2 separate regions of the Mus musculus genome follow, and region 1 is linked to region 2. A link is a loop called in an ENCODE intact Hi-C map of the cell type or tissue named here. Cell type or tissue: heart. All regions are shown on one strand. Links, peaks and the distances in the headings refer to the core of each region. The heading gives the core; the rest is flanking DNA. Region 1 overlaps Plcb4 (phospholipase C, beta 4). Region 2 holds the start of Plcb4 (phospholipase C, beta 4).

Evidence for each region. Peaks named below come from ENCODE experiments on the same cell type or tissue, not always from the same donor. Only the 100,000 strongest peaks of a DNase experiment are listed, where the experiment ranks them.
Region 1: a loop joins it to region 2, with 2.5 times the contacts of the local background. A loop is called at or near these places in 1 of 42 quality-filtered maps.

What each region holds. Positions count from the first base shown.
Region 1 is chr2:135,755,317-135,767,937 of GRCm38, reverse strand. The region is part of intron 2 of Plcb4 (phospholipase C, beta 4); the gene reads right to left. Among named protein-coding and RNA genes, the nearest start is that of Gm14210, 51 kb to the left of the region's middle. In heart, for the core only: no CTCF peak of the experiment used is centred there; a DNase peak (open chromatin) is centred at 7,957.
Region 2 is chr2:135,656,462-135,669,082 of GRCm38, reverse strand. Plcb4 (phospholipase C, beta 4) reads right to left here and starts at 9,536. Exons shown (of 39, transcript NM_001355153.1): 1 at 9,353-9,536. In heart, for the core only: a CTCF peak has its summit at 5,132 (motif pointing left); no DNase peak of the experiment used is centred there.

The DNA of each region.
Region 1 (12,621 bases), core at 6,817-9,316, 96 kb before region 2:
TGAGATCCTTTTACAGAATGGAGTTTGAACACGTTGAAGTCCCCGAGTAACTTTATGGTACCAACAAAGCCTTCCCTTTAGCTATCGCCTTTCGACTACACTGTAGCTAACAAAACTATGGGCACCTGACATTTCTAATGAGTTCTTTTCTGCATAGCCCAGGATTTACACAGCTCTCAGTGTCTCAAGGGACCTGTGAACTTTCATTTGGCAGACATTTCTGCACACAAATGTAACATGCCACTGGATAAGAGCTTTCTACTTGAAGGAAGTGTCTGCCTGAGAGCTGACTTAGATTGTAGACTCTACCAAGAAGTGACGGAACCTACCAGAAACTTCACAGAACAGAGGCAGGGACCTGGGTGATTTTCCTCTCTCCAGACACACCAACTAACAGCAGTAAGGATGGCTCAAGAGACCATGATTACCACGAGCCCTGCCCATCTGTATTTAAATTAACTCAACATTTAGTTTGCATGATCTAAGAATCAATAGAGTCACTGGCTTCCAAATCCCTGCACTCTGAAATTTTCATAAACAATGCTGAGGGGAGAAATACGAGACAGAATTACTGAGGGGCCTGAAGGTCACCCCAACCCCCAACTGCCAATTCTTTTCCTTCAAGAGTTCACTGCTATCTAGGGAGAGCATTTAAGGTTGAAAGCTCAAAGCAAAAAAACAAACATTGCAAGTCTCAGCTTGCAGAGGTTTTTATGTTTTGCTTTGTTGTGATTTTAACAAAAAAATCAACTGCCTCAAATTTACCAATTACAAGTCGTATGTTGTGTCTGAGGGGAAAAAGCAGCTTGCCACAGGTAAAGTCTCTATATTCCAATTCAGAGAGCTGAAGCGGGGCACCTACAAGCCAGGCTGTCCAGAGATGATGCAGAAGAGTCAGGTGTTGAACACAAATCAAACAGCACATTAAAGGGCTATTGGTGAGTGGGACACAGCATGAGGGCGACACAGAGGTAGTGGGTGAGCACCTGGTGGTGGCCATGGCGACAGCCAAAGGCAGAGTTGATCTGAGCCTTGAGTGAGGTCACCCAAACTGGCAAGTGTTGAGAAAGGCTGCTATGAGTCACAGCCCCCTGGCTACACTGCTCACAAGGGGCCAGTGATGACAGCAGTTATTACCTCACCTCCATATCAGAGTCACAATCACCAGTGCATAGCCGCTACAAAGTCCTGGTGCGGAGTAGGTAGAGTCCATGTAATTAAGAGGAACACTTTCTGCAATTATTTCAACTCATGGGCAGGGGGGTCCCTGAGCTGGCATCAGCATCCCCTATGCCTCACTCTCACCTGTGATGCCTGTGAGAAGCAGTAGAGTGAATTAACTCCAGATCTGCAGATAGTCTCTAGAACAGTCCTCCCCACAGCAGCTTTATCTTCGGACAGGGTGGTAAAGACAGGTAAGTATCATTAATCCTAGCCCACCTATCTCCTGCACGGTCCCTGGCAACTGCTGCATCTGTCCTGGCCTCCGAGCCACTGGAGAAGGCTGTTAAAATAAACCCTCCCTGACCCCATCTTGAAAATCTAAATCTCATACGCTGTGTCGAGCCTAGCAACACTCTGTTATCTGCAGAACGCTGATCCGTTGCATGTAACTGCTCTTTACAGTATAATTGTACACAATATCTCTCCAACAGGAAACTGTCCCTGGAGTTCTCAGGCCAGTGTCCTATCCAGCTTTAATACACAGTTGTAAAAGTTCTTCCCGAAACCTTAAAACTCTCTCACAACGTTATGCTCTATCCACTTATAAATCGGTAAAACAATAAAAAACAAAAACAAAAGCAAGCTTATTAGGTCACATGTTGCTTTCGAGAAATATACAATAAGATCTTTTTTGCTCAAGTACCGAAGGTTAGTCATGGTTCAGACAAAAATAAAGGATTTACCTTTTATAACTTACATTCTCTCCAGGATTGTAAGATATTCCTAACTAATGACACAAAGGATGGAAACCATGAAGTACTTTTCTTACACCATCTGGTGCTAATTATTCTATATGATCTTTAACTATCATACCTCAACATTACTCCTACATTCATGAATATGTATGAATTTCACTAAAAACATTTTATAAAATAGTCAAGTCTCCATGACGATGAATAAATATATTTTCAAGTTGCTACAAAGTATATTTTCATTCTTACTCAAGAAAAAAAACTTTTTAAAAAAACATGTCTCTTAATATAATTAAACCAAAAATGTGGGCAACTGAAATAAAATAAATAATTGTCTGCATCATGCCTTCATTAATTATGAACAAGAGACAAAAATAAATCTGCTTTCTGTGGTCATTCCTGTATGATATTACTTCACGTCACCTGGGCTTTCTTGTATTACACTGACATATTCAAGGGAAACATTATGAAGAGAGTTCTCAATTGTTAAAAATAGATCTTATTTCTCAGAGTGGTTTTATACTCATAACAAAATTCGGCAAAAAGTGCATCTATTTCCCATATTCCTCCAGGGCTGCATACACCGTGTTCAATAATAAACAGAAGAGTCCTATCAGTCAATCAAAGGGTATCCATATGTGCCTTATGGAAAAGCTACAGGAGTTACCGTTAAAGTTGAGAAAATTTTACAATAAGAAATAAAATCAATCTGTATCAGATTATTGTCAGAAACAGTACAAAATGATAATGTCTAATAGACTTTGTTAAAAATGCGTCATAGTATTAGAAAAGAGAGAAAATAATTCATAAACATGTACTCTCTGGTTTGGGTGATTCACACAGTTTTAAGAAACTGCATCTACTTGCACCTGCTCTTGAGAAGAGCACAGAATAACTTATCAGAGCTGCTTGCATCCATCCGACCTTCCCATACCCACAAAACCACTTTTCAATACCCTTTCTTACCTAAAGAGGAGTAAGCTTTACCCGATCATAAATGCGCTTCTGTGAGCATGTCCGAGGCAGGTGCTGTACCCAGGGCAGTCAGTTCTAGACAGGCGCTCTCCTTCCAGAACAGGAGGAAGGAGCAGGAGTCTTGGATGAGCAAGCCCACACAGGCAGTAATGGCAACAGGGAACAAAAAAAGTCCCACCCCTCAGTCAGACTGAGAGGCAGGGCAAACACTGCCCTTGGCCAGAACAAAATAGACAGACAGCGGCTGAGAGGGACTCTTTCAACTATTCTAAGCAGAACGGCAAATAGAGCAAATGCTTTTTACAGGCTGGAGGAACGCTGCCTTGGATTGAGAGAACAGCCAGGAACAGGACCAGAAGTGCTTCTTAGATAGAAACTAGTGTCCATTACAAGAGGAAATGTAGAAACTGCACCTGCATTCCTTTAAAAGAGCAAACAAACAAAAGAATAAAACCTTAAGATCTAGCCCCTAAAGGAAAAAAAAAAGTCTGCAGTGAAGGACATGGGGAAATGGGAAAGCCTGTTCAGACTCTCTCTCTGATCTGCCTGCCAATCTTCTGCCCATGTTCCTCCTCTACAGTACCTTGAGGGTGTCAAAAAGGACATAGAACTCGTAAGTCCTAAGTGTCTGGCGGTATAAAGAGAAGTCACTGTGAACTCCTGTCTAAAAGAAGCTCTAGAATTAACTTTCTGTCACGCGGAATACACCTCGATGTTAAATAAACAAGCTAATGCATATACTTATCCAAGTCCCCAGATGTGCCCATCTGTAAGTGCTAACTTTATAGTAAACATGTCAGCATTTCCAAACTACCAAATAATACAGAATGCATAACGATATTTCAGGTCAAATTTTACAACAACTAGCCTATATGATTATAAATGGGTTTCTACATTGCGAGATTTCTAGAGTGTGATAACTACATATTGCCGATGAATCGATTAGATGGGATGTCTCATGCTTTGTTTCCCAGAATTATTTAATCCTGGGCCTCTTCATTTGAGAATATCCAAGGAGAACTCTATTTACAATACCATTTGGGAAACGCTTATAACTCTACATTCCATTTGCTAACTTTTAGTTCACCATGATGACACTGAGATAATATCTTTAAAAAGTCACGGAACTGGGTCCCTCTTATGTCCCAACATGCAATAATAGCTCTGATAAAACAGTATGGTCAATTTCTACATTCTTCAGAGCCTAAGTATCTTTTGCATTTTCACCCCAAATGCTGGCATATGAAAAGAAAGCCTGCTGTACAGATGTTGGATGACTAATATCTCAGTAATCTGTCAGATTACCTGACAAAAGGAGCTTAAGTAGATATTTTTGCTCACAGAGAAACGTCATGGTGCCGGAAGTCTGAGGTAGCTGATCACACTGAGTCCACCATCAGGGGGAACAGAGCAATGAATGGTGATTGTCAGTAAGCGTCCTCCTCTCTCTGCCTTCAAGACCCAAGCTTAGGGCAGGATGCCACCCACCTAAGGGTGGCTCTTCCATCTCATTCAATCTAATCAAGACAATCCCTCACAGCATAGCCAGAGGTTTGTCTCCTATGTGATTCTAGGTCCTGTCAAATCAATACCAGCTAGTAACCACCATGGCCACTGACTACTTTAAAATGGCAAATCTGAGAGATAACATAGTATCCATTCACAAGAATTGGTATCTCCTTTGACACTGCAGCTGCCACAGTGGGCATGAGGCCGAGTTATGATAACCTGTTATCCTCAAATACTGAAGGCTAAATGTCAGAGACTGACACTGAGCTAATGGACCCTCTGGAGTGGGCACCACATATGCTGAAACCAAGTCAGAAGCAATCTTGAAAACCACCATCCAAACACAATGTAATAGACCTTGCATCCATATGTGCACATTTCAACCAGACTGGTGCACATCCCAGAGGCCAACTGTCAAACCTGATTCCCACTGCAAGCACTTCATGTGTCCCAAGCCCCAGCATCCTGTAGTCCTCACACAACCCCAGCAATCCCCACACAGCTACCGTTCTAATTGAAAGACAGGAATGTGGACAGACCTTCCAGAACATGGGTGGCAATGTGGTCACCCATTGCAGAATACAAGGTTCCACCCAGGAGGTTCTCTCCAGTCACCTTCCTTAAAAACAGAAGTGAAGTTCCACAGCAGTGCATATGCTTAGTAGACATACAAGTTCCTGAGTTCAAGCCCCAGCATCATCCTTTTTTTTTTTTTCATTTAAAAAAAATTTAAATATAGGGGCTGGAGAAATGACTCAGCAGTTAAGAGATCATGTTGCATTTATAGAGGACCCCGGCTCAGTTAGTTCCTAATGCCCACATGGCAGGTCATGACCACCTCTAACTCCAATTCCAGGAAATCCTGGGTCCTCTTCTGGCCTCCTGGAGTACTAGGCAAACACAGGGCAAACATATATATACACAGGCAAAACACTCACACATCTAATTAAATAAATAAATATTAAAAAATAAGTAAAATTGAAAACTTCCGCTTCCAATTTTCTAATAGGAACACATATTATATACTTAACTATCGAAATGTACTTTTACACACAAATCCACTACCAAACAGGAGGAATCTAGTGTGAAGCGCCACACGTCCAGGATGGCTACCCAAATGATACAGAGGCTCAGTGATGTGGGTGGACCTTTAGGTCTTGTTAATTATGGTATGAGCTGTTTTTTATCTTCAAAGTTTTAAATAATACATTTCATTTTAAAATTAACTTAAAAGCCTGTCTTTTTGTTTTTTGAAACAAATACTACATCTTTAATTCCCAAATATAGCTTCTACTGAATAAACAGCATCACAAATAAAATATTCTATTAGAAATACTATCATATGTTGAAAATAATATTTTATTTTTAAAATAAGGAAGGAAAGAGCAAGAAATGCTGACTGTTAAGGAAGAGGACAGCGAGGTTAGGAACGAGGACCAAAAGCTAATTGTTTTCCTAATGCTAAGTCTGCCATGTATTTTTTTAATGATAAATAAATGCATAAAGTTTGTTCAATATTAAAAGCGTAAATTTAATGTGAGGCGTCAAAGCTTCTACTCTGAATGCCTTTTCTACACGGACAGAGCTCTCTGAGTTTCATGGACTTTTGGTCTAGTTAATATTGGTGTATGTTTTCATTTACCTGCAATGGGTTTTAATAATAAAGCTTATAAAATTATATATATTCATGTATATAATTTAAATATAACATTACCAAGAAATGATTAGGGAACCTATAGGATGTCGAGCCAATGGCCTAATTTCCCAAAAATCTTCGTGTTTTTAATCTGGAAAATCGAACTGAACTCACTTTCCTCAGGAGGGCACATGAGAATCCAGAAAAAACCACAAAGCCAAAAGCTTGAGGTGTGTGTAAGGCCTGCCCTGCAGTGCTCTAGCATACTGAGGTATGCGCTCAGCCTGATTACTGGGGGCACCCAGCTGCAAAAGAGGAGGCCACACCCACACCCACTAGCTGGGTGCCATTAACTGGTTATAGGTCAAGACAGTGTTAAAAACTCCTTGTGAAAGTAACATGAGTTCATTTAGAATGTTCGAGCTACAGAAGGTGATAAGAATTTCCTCCCTCTGGCCTGCTGCCAGTCAGGGAGGCATCTGCCCTTCTCCCTGTTTAGAAGGCCAGCTCATGGGTTCCCATCTAGTGAGTTACCCCCTCTGTTGTGGTTCCCAGCAGCCATGTAGCTCTGCACTGTTGCTGTATTTTCTTGCGTTCCTTGTTTGTACGTTCTTTTGCTCTGGCGTTTGCAACATAATATATTTAATTATGAACTGAAAGCCTATAACCTATGGTATTCTGAGCATAATAAAAGCATTACCCTTCTTGCCAATATGAAAAATGAGGAACATGACCAAGAGATTGGAGAAGAGGGAAGCGTGGGAGTGCTATCTTAATCGCATATCTTGGCATCAATAAATACTCTCTAAAACTAATAAATTCTACGAATGATGAATTTCATACTGCTAGTCACATTAATAATGACTTGCTACCACAAAAAAAGTTCTGAAAACTAAAAAACACAACATAAACAAATTACAGGAAAAGAAGAAATAGACAAGCACCTGTGGAAGAAGTGAGAAGCAGCCTTGCAGCTCTGCCCTCCACCCAAGGACTCTGCCTTGCCCTTTACCACGCAAACCCTCTACTGTTGGGACTTTCAGACGGTGATCCCCCCACCGCCCCCCGCCCCCCCCGCAGCAGACACGGTCCAACTATTTAGCACTGGCTGTCCTAGGGACTCACTCTGTACCCTAGGAAGGCCTCAAACTCAGAGATCCGCCTCCCTGGTCTTATCAGTACTGGGATTAACGATGATTCTGATTTCTCTGCATTCCACTTAATTTGGCAGCTATCCCTCTGAGGTTTAATACCAGGATTTAAACCACTTCTTCTATTTAAGAATTTTGCCACACTTACGTTCATTTTCACAGTTTCAGACAAAAACGAGACACCTTCACACAACAGCTCTCCACAAAAGCCTCCCACTCACCTCACGTTCATTCCCTTGTTTCCTACACAGGCTAGTCTCAAACTCACAAAGTAGCTAGGAATGCCCTTCAACCTCTGGGGTCCTGGAAGTGCAGTCCTGTGGCCATACCCACTCCTACCTTCCTTATTGTTTTCGTTAAGTCTACCTCAAGTTTCTTGGTTTTGGGGTTTTTGTTTGTTTGCTTGCTTTTGTTTTTGTTTTTTGTTTTTTTTTTTCAGGAATCAAGACTATGTCCATTATTACTCATTATACTCGAGAACCTTGGAATAAAACAAGTATCTTTATACTGTATAAAAATGACTTTAATACAGGATGGGATTTTGTGAGCTTTCTTTTTTTCTTTTCATTGTTTTATTTATTTATTTATTTACTTTACAGTTCTGTAGCAGTCCCCTCCCTCCTCTTCTCCCACCCTCCTTTCACTCCCTCCCCTCTGGGTGTCAACTTCCCCTCCCCTAGTTGCTGCTAAGCATCCTGCATAGCCCTACAAATGATAATTTTCCACAACCCTCCCAGCTCCAGGTTTGATGATATCAAACCGGTAACGAGTAACATAAAATTGGCTGTGGTGGGCAATTGGCTCAAATCAGGCTGGTCCCTGGCAGCACACCAGTACAAAGGCCTGTGCATCAGACAAATACTGGAAACAACAGCTGCTTTTAGAGCTGTGTTAAGTAAGAGTACTTCCACTTCTTCCCCTAGGGACAATATGTCTTTCAGGCTTCTTAAACAGTGAATTGATTCAGAGGGCTTAACTTCCTTGATACTACACTTCAACCAGATGCACTACTGTTATGATTAACACTGCAGAGCCTGTGTGCACAAATGAGCTGCGTTTCTAGAGTGAATACCAGTCTTTCCAGTTCTCTTGGATACGTGCACATAGCATGGTTAGCCCTAGCCATTCTAAATAGTACATCTAACTTGGTGTTCATTATCATCATTACTGAGAATCGTAAGAAAGCATAAGGATATTTATTTATTGTGGTATGATAAATAAAACTATTGAAAGGTAGAGGCGCAGGCCTCCTCTCCTTTTTCCACTCATTTCAAACACAAAAATATTTAAAAAATAATAATCACACCATTCTTTTTCTCTAGCTCTCAGCTATCTATAAATTAAAAGCAAAAACTGTTATTTAGTGGTGTCCTTGATCCCTTTAACATCACAAAAATCAGTTCTAAAAATGATATGCAGTATAATCAGTCAACTCGGTGGGACAGGAAAGAAAGGATGAAGGACAAATTATCACTGAACATTATTGTACAACATAGTGAAGCCAGGCTAAAAATCACATCCAACTGGTCTACCTGGGTCATCTACCTAGTGGTCATGAAACAAAACGATTTCACAGAAGGAAGAACAAGCATAGCAAAGATTAACTGAACATACCAGCATCATCTGAGGCTGTATCATCGCCAGTGGCTCTCTGACTCCTGATGCTCATTGCTCTAAGCACCTCACTGCATGCCTAGATGCAGAGCTACTAAATTCTAATAATAATATCACTAGGTTGTATCATCGCCAGTGGCTCTCTGACTCCTGATGCTCATTGCTCTAAGCACCTCACTGCATGCCTAGATGCAGAGCTACTAAATTCTAATAATAATATCACTAGGTTGTATCATCGCCAGTGGCTCTCTGACTCCTGATGCTCATTGCTCTAAGCACCTCACTGCATGCCTAGATGCAGAGCTACTAAATTCTAATAATAATATCACTAGGTTGTATCATCGCCAGTGGCTCTCTGACTCCTGATGCTCATTGCTCTAAGCACCTCACTGCATGCCTAGATGCAGAGCTACTAAATTCTAATAATAATATCACTTCTGAACTTTATCTTACTACTAACTGTCATTAAAGGGAGAGAAAACATTAGCTTTAAAAAACAGAAACAACAGGACAATATTCTTTCTAAATTCTCTGGTACCTAGGATTTTGTTTTTGTTAGTTTTGTTTGGTTGGTTTTGAAACAGGGTTTCTCTGTGTAGCTCTAGCTATCCTGGAACTCCCTGCATAGACCAAGCTGGCCTCAGACTTGGAGATCTTCCTGCCTCTGCCTCTCGAATGCTGGAGTTAAAGGTTATCTAGTATTTTTAATGGGCTTATTTTCATCTTTATTTATGTGTGTATCTATGTATGCAGGTGCCCTTGGAGGCCAGAAAAGAGTGTCAAATTCCCCTGGAACTAGACTTATAGGTAGCTGGGAGTCACCTAGCTGGAGTGCTGAGGACTGAACTCAGCACTCTTAACCTGTACACCAGCCCTCCAGCTCCTACCTGAACATGTCACTGCACTTCAGGAAAAGCATGCAGCCTTCAACAGAAAGAATGGTGACTATTCAGAAGGCCTGACTTGATTTTTATCTCTTCATTTGGAATCACAAAAATAAATTGTATTTCTCAGAATACAATTTTTGGATTGCCCATGCTTTGTGCTCAAAGTCAAATTTTGCTATCACTGTTAACAGACTCGCAATCAACAGCTCGAAACTTAAAGATAATCCCCCATCACCAATGGGGTAGTTATGAGCACTGTACTTGAATCAGACTCATCTTGGTTGGAATCAGACATTTAACTTTCAACAATATAGAAACCTTCTACTGCTCAATATTCTCATTTCTTAGGTAGAGACAAAAACTATCTACCTAAAAAGGTTACTAGACTACTAAGAAACTCTATGACAAGTACACAGTAAACTTTAATATACAGTAATTGCTCTCTATGCCCATGAATCAGCTCAGCTACACAGGAATTCATGGTGGCACCTTGCAATCACAGCAGTTTAAACAAGAGCATCTCAATTTGCAAGCTGTACATAAATCAACAGAGGACATTGTAAAGTGTGTGGACCGTGACTGGGTCTTCTGGTGGAACCTAAGGTTCTGCATTCCTGTCTAGTAATCGCTTAGAGGACACGGACAATGGTCTTGAGACTACAGTATAGATATCAGATATCCAACAGTAGATCTTTCCATTATGACTCCTCTGGCAAGTCCAAGCATGCTAGACAATATCTCACCTTGAGTCTACCACTCAACATGTCTTCCCTGCAAAACTATACAACTCATGGTCAAAAGCATGGACCACTCAAGATAACTGCTAAACATAGAATACAAGTACGAAAAAATCCAGAAACCTGTAGAAAGAAATTGAGATTTCAAATGAAATAGACCCAGATTCAAACTCTAGTTGCTGATGTCCTAGCCGTTTATATAACTTGGAATTAATTGTCAAATTTACCGAGTTAAGTTTCCTTACTTGTAAATTGCTGATGATACTTAACCTAAAAATTTAAGATATTTCAAATAAAAAGTCGGCATTATTAAAAGACAGATTCTCACTTTGTAGACGAAGCTTCTGGGGAATGTATTATTTTCCTGCCTCCGCCTCCCAAACGCTAAGATTATCATGCCCAACTAGTAAGACATAACTCAGAAAAAATATGCTATGCTAACATACTCATACTCTCATGGGCTGACACACAGTATGCAACAGGAAGGTGACAGCTGCCTCTCCAACTCCGATGCCTCTGCTGGAGTCACTTGCTGTTTTAATCACTGGCCTGCTGCTGGCCCTCAGCTCCAGAGGCCTCTCTCTCCAGCAAACCATCGGAGGACTGGCCACTATTGAAGTTCCTTCCTATGCTATTCCAAGTCGCCATCCTAGTGATTTCCCATGAGAAGACAGTCTGCTCTCCTCGTCCTCAACACCTAAAGAGTGGAATTGAACTATGCCACTCACACAGCTTTTCTTCATGCTGCCCGTCTCTTGTAGGCTTCACCTCCCACACAGAGAAAAGAGTAAAAACACAGGTGGTCTCCATCATGGTCTTGAAAACAGATTACAATATTATTTATTCAATTATCAAAATATTATTATAAAAATCAGCCTGGAGTGGCAAGATGGCTCAGTGGTAAGGGGTGTTTGTCACCAACCCTGCATGCACCTCACAGATGATGTGAGCTTAATTCCTGGGACCTATATGGTGGAACAAAGGAACCGACTTCTGAAAGTCTATACACAACAGTGGCAGGTATGCACATATACACATACACAAATAAATAAAAACAAATCATAAGAGAAGTTTGTCACTAACTCCCTGAAGATAATTTTCTACATTCTTTCTTACTTCTAAAAGCTGGAAATGCTTTCTTTTTATTTATTTATTTTTTTAGATTATGTATATACATGTATGTCTGTTTTGTGGGTATATACATGTGAGTACAGGTACCTGAAGAGGCCAAAAACATCTGATCCCCTTGGAACTATAGTTTCAGTCTTCCTGACGTGGGTACTGGAAACTGAACTCGGGTCCTTTTTTTTTAAAGAAATCTGTAACACACACACAGACTTCAAGCATGAGTTGCATAATTTGTGTGCTGGCACTACTGGGCACTAGTATACACTAAAGAATAAACTAGTATACACTAAAGAATAAACATCAAGTGTACCCTTGATGATCTCACTACTTAGAACAGCTCCCACCTCATGTCCAAAGCAGGACACACTGCCAACTAGCTGGGATCCAAAACCTAGCCCTGGCAGAGCAGACGATGTAAGTCACCTCTACATAAACCACAGCCGCACTGTTAAGAGAAGTGAAGTGGTTGAAGTCCTTTATTCCGCGCTCAGAAGGCAACAGATGAAATCTGCCAGCGAGGTGGTGTGGGGTCTCCCACCCAAAGGTGGTATAACCATCATACCACACTTCCAGGCTACAGTGCAGCAGCAGCCCCTTGTGACATAGAGCCTGTGAGAGCTTTAGTGTGCATACACAGTCCCTATATATATTTGGAATATGACCACCTTCTTTTCCTAACCAGGAGTTACTTGGCAAGCTAAAGACCTATCAGAAGCTTCCAGATGCTCACCAGCACAGTAAACAGACAACGATAATCATTTTACCAAGCATGCAAGACATACTTAACACTGGGGTACCTGCTTACAGCTATGATGCAAGATATGGATACTAAATACCTATGTACAACCTTATCTTGAAAATAGGAACGCTAAGCATGAATTAAGTCTGCTACATTCACCATCTCTAACTTGTTAATACGCTGTCAAGCTGAAACCTCTCCATTCCTAGGATGCCCATGGAGAGATAAAAGAGCTATTGTCTATACATCATCTGAATATGGATTCATATGAATCATAGAAACTGGTGGATTTGCAGAATGTGAAGGATTCCACAAAGACATAATCAGGA
Region 2 (12,621 bases), core at 4,054-6,553:
ATTGCCAGGACTCCACAGATGGGTACTCAAGTCCCTTGGATAAAACAGAGTGATATTTGTTTACACATCCCCCCTCATATTTAAATCACCTCACTATTGGTGGTACCTCATACAGTATAAGGTATAATAATGTATTATTCAGGGAATAACCATCAAAAAATGTCCAGGGCTGGGGAAAGAGCTCAGATATAGAGTGTGTGAAACAAATATGTATATGTTCAGGACAGATACTATTTCTCCCCCAAACAATTTTGACTTGTAATTATTTAAACACAGGGACTCAGAACCCAGAGCATGCAAAGGAGACTACATTAGCAAATCAGAATTTATAAGCCCTGACAGGCATTCTTTTTTAAAATTTTTTTATTTTACTTTTTTTTTTTTACTTTTTTTATTTTTTGGTTTTTCAAGACAGGATTTCTCTGTGTAGCCCTAGCTGTCCTGGAACTCACTCTGTAACTCTGTAGACCAGGCTGGCCTTGAACTCAGAAATCCACCTGCCTCTGCTTCCCAAGTGCTGGGATTGGGCGTACACCGTCACTGCATCCTTAACCCCAAATGAGCTAAATCGCCCAAGGTCAGGATCAATCTGTATTGTGCATCTGCCCTAGGGGCCCTGACTTCTCTGAACACAAACTCATGATGCTTAAGGCATGTCCCTGTTGGAGAAGGCCTAGAGTCTCAAAGCTAACCACTCTGATTCCACAAAATATCTCTTTATTAAAGGGCTTTCACATTAGCCCCTTAGCTGGAGTTTAAGTAAATGAGTAAATGATTTATTTCTAAAGTCATTTCTGGGTATACAATATAACTGACTCTAATTGAACTAGTAAAGCCATGTAGCAATTTGGGCTATGTTTCAGTTTTGAAGATCCATTTATATGCATAACCTGAGGTTCTCTGAGACAGAAATTCTATCGAGGACCTTTTTTAAAAAGGCAATTTGACAGTGTTTTCTCTGAATTTTAAAGGTGATTAAGCCATTTTGACCAAGCAATTCTATTTCTTGGATTTTAGTAATAAAAAAATTTTTCACACAAACTCATGAAGAATAATGAAAAGAAATCTGCTATATTTCACTGTACGGTCATGAGAAACCCGTTAAAGCCCGCTGTTAAAGCCCAACAAGATTCTATGTCTTACCAGACAGTATACAGTGTTACAAAGCTAAGATAACCAGTATCCAGACAATAAATAAATTATCATAAGATACAGTTATGAAGACAAAGCAAGTCTAAGAAAAGTGAATGTAGTGTGATGCAGTTTATATAATAAAAATGCATCTGCATGTACAGTATGATTCAATTTATATAACAAGAGAACCACGTATATGTATTTGTGTATGTAAATGAATGGACAAAAGGAGGAGGGAGACACTTGCAACTGTTGCCAATGGTTATATCTGGGGAGGGTGTAGGTGGGAAAGAGTACTTTACATATTGCTTCTGTATTTCTGCATTGTCACTTCAACTGGAACATATTAGTAGCTCACTTACATCATTTTAGAAGCCAGCGAAAATAAAAATTTAAATTCCAGAGAGGGCTTTGGCTATGTAATCAATAACCAAACATCAGTAGATACAGGAGAACCCCATCTCAAAGGGCTACATTTCCATTTGACCCAAAGTGATCTCCCATTGAAGACTGGGAGGAAAAAATTAGGGTGGGTTCGCCTTGAAATACTTGCCTGCAGAAACAGATCTAACTTCTCAGTGTTCAGGATAAACACTGCAACTGTCAAGACAGGGAGAGATATCCCATGATTTGCAGAATTCAGCCAGTGACAGAGGCAAGAGAGCCTCTCTGACCCTGTAATAAAGGAAGTCACTCGTTTTTCTATGGTAAACTGATCACAGTTCAAAGCTCTGTCAAGTAGTGAGCTTGAAAACCATGTCCCTCCTCTCCCAACTCTGAATATTTGCTGGTACCTTAGAAAATGGGGTGAGGCTGGGCAGTGGTGGCGCACGCCTTTTATCCCAGCACTTGGGAGGCAGAGGCAGGCAGATTTCTGAGTTCGAGGCCAGCCTGGTCTACAGAGTGAGTTCCAGGACAGCCAGGGCTACACAGAGAAACCCTGTCTAGAAAAAACAAAAAACAAAAAACAAAAAAAAGAAAATGGGGTGAGGAAAAAAAAGCCAGATATTCAGAACTCTGTGCTCATTTAAAATAAAGGAGACTATATCACGAATTTTAAAACCTCCCCTTTTAAAAGACAATTATAAAGTCTGAAAAAGGAAATAAAACTAATGGCATTTTCTAGGGCACAGTGCATCTGAGAACTTACACTTGACAAAAGGACCGACGTGGGAACTCTCAGGCTGAATTCCTGCCACAAATGTGTCCAGTTTGGCAATAACATGGATTGTGTGCATGCAAGTGGAGGCCAGAGGTCAACTTCCCGTGTCATTCCTCAGTTGCAACATCCTTGAGCTTTGGTTTTTTTTGAGACAGGGTCTCTCACTAGCCTGGGGATGACTGACTGCTCCATGCTGGCTGTCTAGCAAGCCCCAGGATCTGCCTGTCTCTACCTCCCTGGCTCGGGAATTCTCTGGAGTAACCCCAGTATTCCCAGCTTTGTTACATAGCCCTTGGGCTCTGTCTCAGGTCTTCATTTCTATGTGGAAAACGTTGTACCAGCTGGGCAGTCTCCTCAGCCCAACTTCCCAGCACTTCCTAGTTTACTTAACTTACCTATTTTATGTGTATGAGTTTCTGTCTACATGCATAGCTGTGTACTATGTATGTACCTGGTCCTCACAGGGACCAGAGACAGCATCATCCCCTGAGACTGAACTTACAGATGGTCCTAAGTCACCAGGACTTAGGACCTGGTCCTGGTCCTTAAGCTCCTAGGACCTTAGAACCTGGGTCCTCTGAGAAAACACAAAACCAGCCAGTACCCTGAACCAGCTCTCCAACGCCAGCCAAGCACTTTCAAATGAGGGACTTTCACGTTCCAGATACTCAGATTCCTCGCTTCACCATAAAATGTGCATGCAGTGGCAGACTCCTCTGGCAGCTCCTCCTGGAAAGGGACACACACAGGCCACCATGCCTAAGGTCCCTGACACCTGTTCAACAGCACCTGTGTATGTGGTTTACCTGGCTCCTCAACCAGAGGTCACAGCAATCTCACTGAAGCCATTGAACTCTGCCAGCTGGCCTTACTTTTCCTTTTGACCTTAATGTTTTTATTGATTATTTGGCAATTTCACATAATACACTTACTTCTCGGTCCTTCCAGGCCCTCGCCCTTATGATCTCTCCGAAAGCCAAAGAAAAGATGATACCAGATTTTCACTCTTAGTCCTCGGCCCATGTTATCGTCAATTAATCCCCTGCTTCACCCTTCCAGACCATGCAACTGTATCAACAAACACCCCTAGACCGAGACTAGGAAACGGCTTCATCCTCAACTTGCTGTTCCGATTCCATCTTCACAGCAGTTGCCAGATCTGTTACATCTTAGCCGTGCCACTTAAAATAACTGCCTCGCCATGTTTTGTGGGGAGAGAGAGAGAGAGAGAGAGAGAGAGAGAGAGAGAGAGAGAGAGAGAGAGAGAGACTTCTGCAGCATGCACTATACCAACTACAGGTAACATGACTACAGGTAACATGGAACCGTGATTTAAAAGTTGGAGTTCTGGGCTAACATGGTGCTTCCCTATAATCCCAGCCTTTGAGAACCTAAAACAGGAGGATGTGAAGTTTGGAGCCAGCATGTGCTACACAGCTAGACCGAAAAACTAAACAAACAAAAAAAAAGGTTACAGTGTCAATCTACTTAGATTTCAATCCCAACTCTAAACCCATCACATGATTAGCCTCCCAAATATAAGTTCTCCAACAATGTAAACCTAAGAGACTGTTACAACTCCATAGCCCACCCACCCCACCTCTGCAAAAAAAAAAAAAAAAGTGTCTAGAAAGATGAAATGAAGTGGAGTGGCATGTTTCAAGTTCTGGACAAATATCTGGATTGGGGGTTTTGGTTTGGTTTGGTTTCCCCTTTACTAAGGTTGTTATTGAGACTATGAGAGAAGAGTTGAATGCTCCCACTAATGCCCATGGGAGCAAAGGAGGCACCATGTGCCCCTAAACATCAGTGGTCCCCAAACACTTCTCATGCATGTTTCCATCCTCCTAAAGCTAAATTGCTTAATATGGTCTCTTTTTAAGCCGTTCTGGAGGACACAGAGGCCCTGGGGATGGCATCTGGCTCCTGCATTACAGTTCAAAATCCCACACTCATGGAATTTTAAGGCTACTAGAGCTGAGCAATGTTGTATTCCTCTACCCAAATGCAGTCACAGGATGAGATGAGTCCAGAGGAAGATCCGCCATCAGGAGGTAGCCTGTGGGGGTCACTGGAACATTCCCTGACTGCCAGATGGAACTCCGAGTATGTCTTACATGTTTTAAATGAGCTGCTTCTACATGGCTCCAACAAACAAACCAATGCCCTCTACCCTGATGGAGCAAAGTGAGATTGTGGGTAGTGATCCTGGTAGTATCAGTAGGAGAAGGGGCAGAGTGGTTGTCACAGCAACAGAAATGCTGTTCCCAGCACCAATCACCATCATCCAGCACCATCCTTAACCAAGGGCTTGGGGAGGAGGGTATTAATGAGAGAGTCAACCAAGGCTCTGAGTGGATGCCTGGGACTACAGGGCCAACAGAGGACACTGTCAGGATAGAAACTCAGGGATGGCTGATTCCAGCACTTTAAGCTCTCAATGTCTACTCCTGAAGGAAAACCCAAAGCACGAGTCCCTACCTATCCACCCACCAACTCTGAGAGTGACCATGTCTCAGGCCAATGTTCTTCACATTGTAGGGGTTGGGTTCCAGTTTTGCAGTCTGGTAAACACTCTAGACTCTTCTAAGTATATTTCAAATGTGTGAAATTAAATAATACTTATAAGTACCACAGAAATGAATCATATTTATCAAAATAACAAGTTTTAAAATGAACTCACACTGAGCTGGAGAGGTGGTGCAGCAGAGAAGAGCACTTGTTGTTCTTCCAAAAGGGCCAGGATTGGGTTCCCAGTACCCACGTGGTGGCTAACAACCTTCTGTCACTCCAGCTCTAGAGAAAACAATGCCCTCTTCTGGCCTCTTAGGACACTGCACATACATGATACTAAGACATACATGCAGGCAAAATACCCATACACATAAAATTAAAGCAAATAAATCTAAAAAAAATAACAAACAAAACAAAGTGAATTCATTTGAAATGCACATCTTTTCAACCCACTGAACAGCAAAGGCTAACAATGAATGGTTCTAGTTCACGCTGGAATTGTCACTTGGATATGGATAAAAATTAAGGACCTACCAACAATATTCGTGGACTATGTTCAGACCTCGGTGATATGGATCTACTGAGGTGAAGGCCTCTGATCTAGGTGGGAAAAAGAGCTGTCTAACATGAATGAGTGTTCTGTGTTCTCTCTGGATCGGCCACTTGAGTTGAATCTGAGTTACCCGTTCTTCCTGCCTCTATGGAAATGGCTACTTTAGTTCATTCATGCCAAATAATATCCTTTAATTGTTTAGGAGGAAAAGAAGGCTTTACAAGGGTGCTGGGTACTAAACTAATGATTTGCCTCTCGGTAGCTAGAGTTGGACTTCCCCAAGAGATCATGTGAGAACCGTGAGGGAGACTCCCAGAAAAGGGGAAAAGAGACTGTTCTGTGCTCACACGGTGTATCATATTCTCACTGCAGGTTTTATGGATAGTAGTTGTGAGAGGTCTTCAGAGGAAACTCCTCTTCTGACCTACCATCCTGTCCACCTGTTTTGCTTCCATAAAGTAAAGGAGAGAAAGGGTCCAGTTCATACCAGGAATTTTTTTTTCTAAAACTGGCCATTCATTCTACTGAACAAAATGATGTCCTGGCTAAGATTTGAAAGGGAGGGCATTCCTCCCTCCCACTAGGAACTCTGGTTACATCTTCCCCAGAATGACAACATCCAAAGGGAGGAGAACCCAGCCAGGCTCTCAGAAAGTGAGGTTCCCACTCACGTGAAATGGGTTTCGCAAATAAAGATCACTCAGGGACAACTTTTTGAAAGCAGGCTGAACTATATGGACAACGCAGGATTCTCAGCCATCTACTCGCTACTGTATTAGTAGTCCACCTCCAGTCTCCCCACACCGCAGGCAACCCACTCTTTGTTGGCTGTAAAGAACTAGAGGCATGAACACTCAAGGTAGAACTGGAAAACAATATTACAGCTTGAAGAAGCAGTTCTTCTTTAAAGGGTGGGGCTTTATCAAAGAAAAAACTATTACACAGAAAAATAAATACGAAGGGATAGAAGCAAGGTTGTTCTATGCCTTGGGTCTGACGGACCTGGACATGGGAAACAGTGACATGGACTGCCCTGAGAGTTAAACAGTATCCTTGCAAACAAGGCTAACATTTGAACTTGAGCAGTAAAACCAGGTGCCTGTCAGCCTAGGGGATGTCCTTATTTCTCACAAGGTGATTACATCTCCTCCACAGACTCCTTCACTTAGGAAGTGAAAAGTAACTGTTTACAAACTGCAGTCTGGCTGTGCACTACCAACAGTGATCAGCAAATATCCTCAGGATTCTTGACCTCATTCTAAGTATCAGAAGCAGCGCATCTTGCTTTTATGGAACTCACCAAGATCTGGTTTTCAAAGCATGTGTCATCCCTGATAGTAAGCAAGCAGTGGAACTGGTCACAAATGACACGAAACGAGTCCTAGTGTGCCTCACAATTTTCATTATCAAGTAATATTTCCCCAAAGTAGCTGAGTTCACTAACAAGGCATTTGTTGAAAGTGTGAAAATTACAAAAACTATTCCTTTCTATAGCACTATTACCTAACTGCTCTGGTCCAAATATATGTAATTTGTTTGCAACTGAAGACTTTAAAATTTAAAAAAAAAAAAGTGGCAGCTAATTATTAACTTTATAAAAATCCACCAATTCATCAATTCTGGCATTTGGGTTTTGCCTGCTGCACCTAAAAAACTGGGGGTGACAAACAAGACACTGTTCCCAGAAGCTTATATCCCAGCCTGTCACAACATAACATGCCACTGTGATGGGTTCACATACAACATCACAATCGTGTATAAACCCGATTTCATATGAAGGGCAGGTAGGCAGGAACGCAAGGCAATCATTTAGTCATTCAATTCCCAGTGAACCAAAATCGAAAACAAATTAGTAGTAGCCTAAGAAAATAGCACGTTCACTAGGGCTGCCAATGATGTACCATGTTGTACAAAATCAGCAGTATAAATTGATTTACAAGCAGCTAGATTCTTGGAAAGAGGATAAACAAATATATTAGCAGCACCAGCACCCATTGGTCTCTATTGGGGATGGGATGAAAGGTTTCAAGGGTGATACAAACCTTTAAACTCCACTTCTTAAAAAGCTCTTTTGAAAGCTTTAAGGGTTTTTCCTTTCTTTTTTTTTTTTAATTCCCATATTTCCCTATCAGCTATGAAAGTAAGCACGAAGCCTGGATTCCGAGGCATGTAAGTTTTAACATCATTCACATTTTAAAAGATACAAATATAAAGCTCGGAAAAGAGAATATTTCAGCACAAAGCCCTCCTGCGTGGGTGTGCATTTGTAAAGTAAAAGTAGAATTATTCCAACAGATGTAAATGTGCTCTCTGTGATCAAATGGAGTCTTTTGAAATTCTGTTTTGACAGTTACTTGTAAAACAGCATTTCCACAGCGATTAATTCAGAGCTGGTAGTGATATCATCAAAGCTAAATCAAAACTAAGTTCTGATGGCTGAGTAATAAAAGCGGGGAGGGGGCAGGGGAGCAGAGCACACTTGGGAGGCCAACACTCAGCCCTCTGCAGCACACTGTTACATGTGAAGATGCACTCCTTCTGTCAAACCAGTTTCACCAACATAAAAACGCTCAGAAAGTGAAATTCCATTTTAAAAGTAATTTTTTCTTACACGAGGTTCTCCCCAAGACACCAGTCATGTATTAAATGTCTACAGTGTAAAAAAAAAAAATAGATGATATAATAGATCAATACACCAGTTGAAAACTATGCAAGACTGTTCTGTGGGGGAAAAATTCGAGATTACATAACACAGTCAGTCAGGGATTACACCACAAAATCCTAGTGAGAGGAATTTCTCATCCTCTGTATCACTCTGCAACTTAGGATATTAAAGTTTGAAGGGTTCAAAATATTCGGTTCTCAGTTCAAACACATCTTTAAAAACATCAGTCTTAAAAATACTAAAAGGATTAAGTTGAAATTTTACACACACACACACACACACACACACATCTTCCTACCCTAAAGAGTAGTTCTTCACTTTCTGAGATCCTGGGAGTCCACCCAGGTAAAAAGTCACTGGTTGCTCTTCCTGGTCATCTTTATTTTATGGTCTGATTTTTCCTTAAAAGAGAAATTCAATTTTTTTCAAAGCATTATACACCTGCCTGTGCATGGACTTTACTGCTAGCCATGTTTATTCAACACATTATCTCCACCAATGGATAATTTAAATTTATGGACCACTATGCATCCCACTTCTACTTCAAAAGATGGCGACTGTCCATGAATGTTTTGCCCCAAATTAAATCTCAAGCCCCTTGCTTTAGAGAAATAGGAAGAAGCACTATAGAAGTTTAGGGTTATTTTTTTAAAGTCATATCTCAAATGCATGCATATTTGTGGAATATAAGACATTTGCCTTTCTAGAAATGCTGGCTTTATAACTCTAGAGTTGTTCAATTGGAAAATTCTGTGTTTTCACACTTAGATTCAGTAGTTTACTGAGTCTAAACTCAAAAATTGTACAATATAGACAATTTCTAATTGACTAAGAAAAAACAACTTTAAACTTCTGAAAATAAAGCAATGTTCTTTTACATGCTTTTAGGAGGCCCAGATACTGTCCTGAAGGAGCGCTTAGCCTGTCAGTGTCAACTGGAAACGGTCTATCATTCGTAAGCTGTCCCCAGAAGACGCTGAAGATGCACACGCACACACATTTACATGCGTTGCACAGTGCCAACTATTTCCAACCAAAATAATCATATACACGTCGAGCCGAGCTATTTCTAGCGCAGAAGAGGGTGAACGTCCGGGTAGGCAGAGGAAACCCAGTAGCAGATGATTGCCGGAGAGGCGGGTGGCGGCGGGGTCCCCTGCCTCCCGCGCAGGACGCCTCGCACCCCGCACCTGCACCGGGTCCCCGGCAGGGCAACCGGGGGCGCGCGCGCGCGTCCGGGACGCACCCGCGGGAAGCCGAGTAGCCCGGCGGGCTGGGAGCGGCGGGAGCATCCCCGGGCGGGACCCAAAGCGCCTTCTCCTACCTGTCACTTCCAGGCGAGTCGCTGCCGGGGATGCGGCCACCGCCGCCTCCGGGAGCCCCGCTGTGTTCGCGCGCGCGCGTGTGAGTGTCTGTGTGTGTGTGTGTGTGTGTGTGTGTGTGTGTGCGCGCGTGTGAGAGCCTGTTTGCGGCGCGGCTCCTGAGCCGCTCGCGCGCCGCCACCCCCTCCCCGCCGCCGCGGCCGCCGAGCCCCTCCGGCGCCGCCCCGCCCTCCGCCGCCTCCGCCCCCCACCGGCCAGCGCCTCCCCGCTGCGCTCACCTCGGCCGCCCGCTGCCCAGGGCGCCGCCCGCCCGCCGCTCCCGCCGAGCCGGGCCCCGTGCGGCCCCGGGCCCGCCGCCCCTACTCCCGGCCGCGACGCTGCCTCTGGAGCCCAAGCCGTCGCCTCGCAGCCCCAACCTGCCGGGCTACGGAGCATGCCCAGTGCGGCGCCCGGCGGGGCTGGGGGTGGACCGGGGCCGCGCGGGCCGGCCGGGGTGGGGGTTGGCTGTCCCGGGGTCGCCGCCGCCGCCTTCCCGGTGCAGGGTCTGGGCGCGCGCCCGTGGGGACTGAGCTGAGCCAGCAGCGGGACACCACGCGCCGCTGGCCACGGACTCAGCGGGTGCCCGGCCCGGGAGGAGGGGGTGCGAGCCAGCCAGAACCGGGAGCGGGGAGCGGGAACTGCGCTTTCGTCTATGTTACATTGAACAAACACGGAGAGCTTGTACACTGCAGCAGGCACTGTGAGACAGGGATTTTATTCATTCAGCCCGAAAAACAATCTGCCGGAGGAAGTACTACAACGGGCTCACACTGAGCCAGAAAGTGATTTCCAAAGTCTTCCCCCAAGTGATCCTGAGACGTGCACCCCACTCCACCCCCCCCCCCCAGACTTCGGTTCCAGGGATGCTGGGGATCGCTGTGGCCAGCTCTCCTTGTCCTTTGAACCGACACCCGGGTGCCCGAAGTCCTGCTGAGGCGGCCTGGCCATGTGCATCCAGCGTCACCCTTTGTGGAGACCCTACACTGGAGCCGCTCCGGAACTCCCCGAGGGCTTCCTCCTACCGAGGCCACTCGGCTTCCTCCCTCTCCTGCCTGGCGGCGGCCACCAAAACCCGGAGACGTGGCACCTGCGCACTGGGGACTGGGGCCCATGCTGGCGGCTGAACTGGGCATGCTCAGCTGCCTGAACTGGGCTGGCGGGTCAAGAGGAAAGGGGTCGGTTTAGAGGTTAGCTTAAAAAAAAAATGGAGAAGAGGGCAGAAGTGTAGGCACAAAGGAACAGTCCAGGCACCGTGGATACAGCAGTTGAAAACCCCAAAGTGTCGCACCCTTCGTTCATTCTGGCCGTTTCAGCATGGATAGAAAGAAAATAACCACCAAAAGTTGATCAACTAGTGTGATGTGTGATGGTACATGCCTGTAATCCCAGTTAGTTTACAGAGCAGCCTAAACTATACAGTCGGTTCAAGACCAACCTGAACCCTGTCTCAAAACGAGAAAGAAAAAAATAATTTACCAATTTAAGGGAGATGGACTGAGAGCTACTGACCACTCTCTAGCCAAACACAAAGCTTCAGATTTAAGTTAGCCTTGAAAAAGGTTTTTCTGCAGTGTCTGCCTGCCTGTCTGTGACAAAACCTACAGAAACATTCACTAAGCCAGATCAGCTTTTCCACCAAGGTTAAAAAGAGAATAAAGATGCCAGAGAAAGCTGATACTGCACTGGTCAGGGTCTTCATGCCAGTGTGTTAAGACTGCTTTTGAGAGTGCCGCAAACCGGGCACATGAACTGCCTGAAAGGCTTTTTAAAATGCAGATTTTCATTAGACAAGACAGAAGTAAAATCATATGTTCTCCATCTCTAACAACTCATTCTGATATTGCTGCTTGTAAGCTGAGGGCTTGGGGTAGTATTTTAGGCCTGCTTTCCCTGCATGTGAGAAAGCTGTGGCTCAGAAAGGGTAAGGAATTTGCCCCAGGTTGAGCAGCCAATAAATAGTATAGCTAAACTCAAACCAGTCCTTCAGGCCTTCTCTTGTATGTCTTATGTGCCTCAAATATTATCCCCAGAAAGGGGAGCTAGAAGCTATCACTTATGTGACTGACAGTTCTTAGCAGTAGAACTTAGTACATAATATACTCAAATATAGTTAATTAGTTGGTCTTTGATGGCTAACAAAACCACCAACACACCATAGCCTGAAACAATTACTGAGTGCTCACCTTTCTCTGGATGCGCTCCTGGGACTGGTATCAGCCGAGCAGTTCTTCGCTGCAGCCACACACACAAGATGCTTCTGCATGGGTTTCATACAGCAAGCTGCTAACTCCAGCAGCAAGAAACGCCAGTCCCAACTTAAGATAGTACTTCATACACTGCGCTTTTTATAGTAGTTTATGAAAAACAGAATGGCCATTTCAAAGAGGTCCAACACATAAACAAACTTCTGTAAATCTAGACTTCTACCGTAGAGTTCACTCCGAGTTTTATAGATTAAACATTTCATTTTACGTATGGGGGGGAAAAAAAGCTCACGGTAGTCTTGTGTTCCATCAGGTGCTCACACTAACACTGAGCCTGTTACCACTCAATGTTACATGAACAGTGGAGCTTTCTGAATCCTAAATGAAATATGATTTCATGGCGGCTCCTTTTCCCACTCCTTAATGGCTTCTTAGACACTTTTCAAAGGCTTTTCTGTGCCAGACACACTCACTACTCTTTGCCCAAGACTCTCAGGTAAACATAAGACAAAGTCGTTTCCTGGATGAAGTTATATACTATCATAAGAGACAGCCAGTGACACGTTAAAATGGGCAAAGGAAATGAAAAAGAACTTCCGGAAATAGGCAGGGAAGACTGCTAGTTTGGACTGGGACTGAGATGTCCGCCCTCAGGATTTAACATTTGAATAGAACCTGGATGAACAGGGAAAGGTGAATGTCTGGGAAGAAGCCTGTCCACAGCAGGGAACAGCAGGAAGCTAGGGTGAGAATTTGTTTGACCTGTTCCAGAAACAGGAAGGAACCAGGGTGTCTCACCGAGGCGTAAAGTGAGGAGAATTGAGAATTCTGGGGCAGTTGGGAGTCACATCCTCTAAGAACACAGAAAGGACTTTGAACATAAAGCTTATAAGTAAGTACCCTGTGAGCCCATTGGAAGTTGTCAAGCAAGGTTATGACCAGATTGACTGATGGATGGATGGGTGGATGGATGGATGAATGGATGGATGGATGGTTGGTTTTAGAGAGATTCACACTGAAAATGTCTG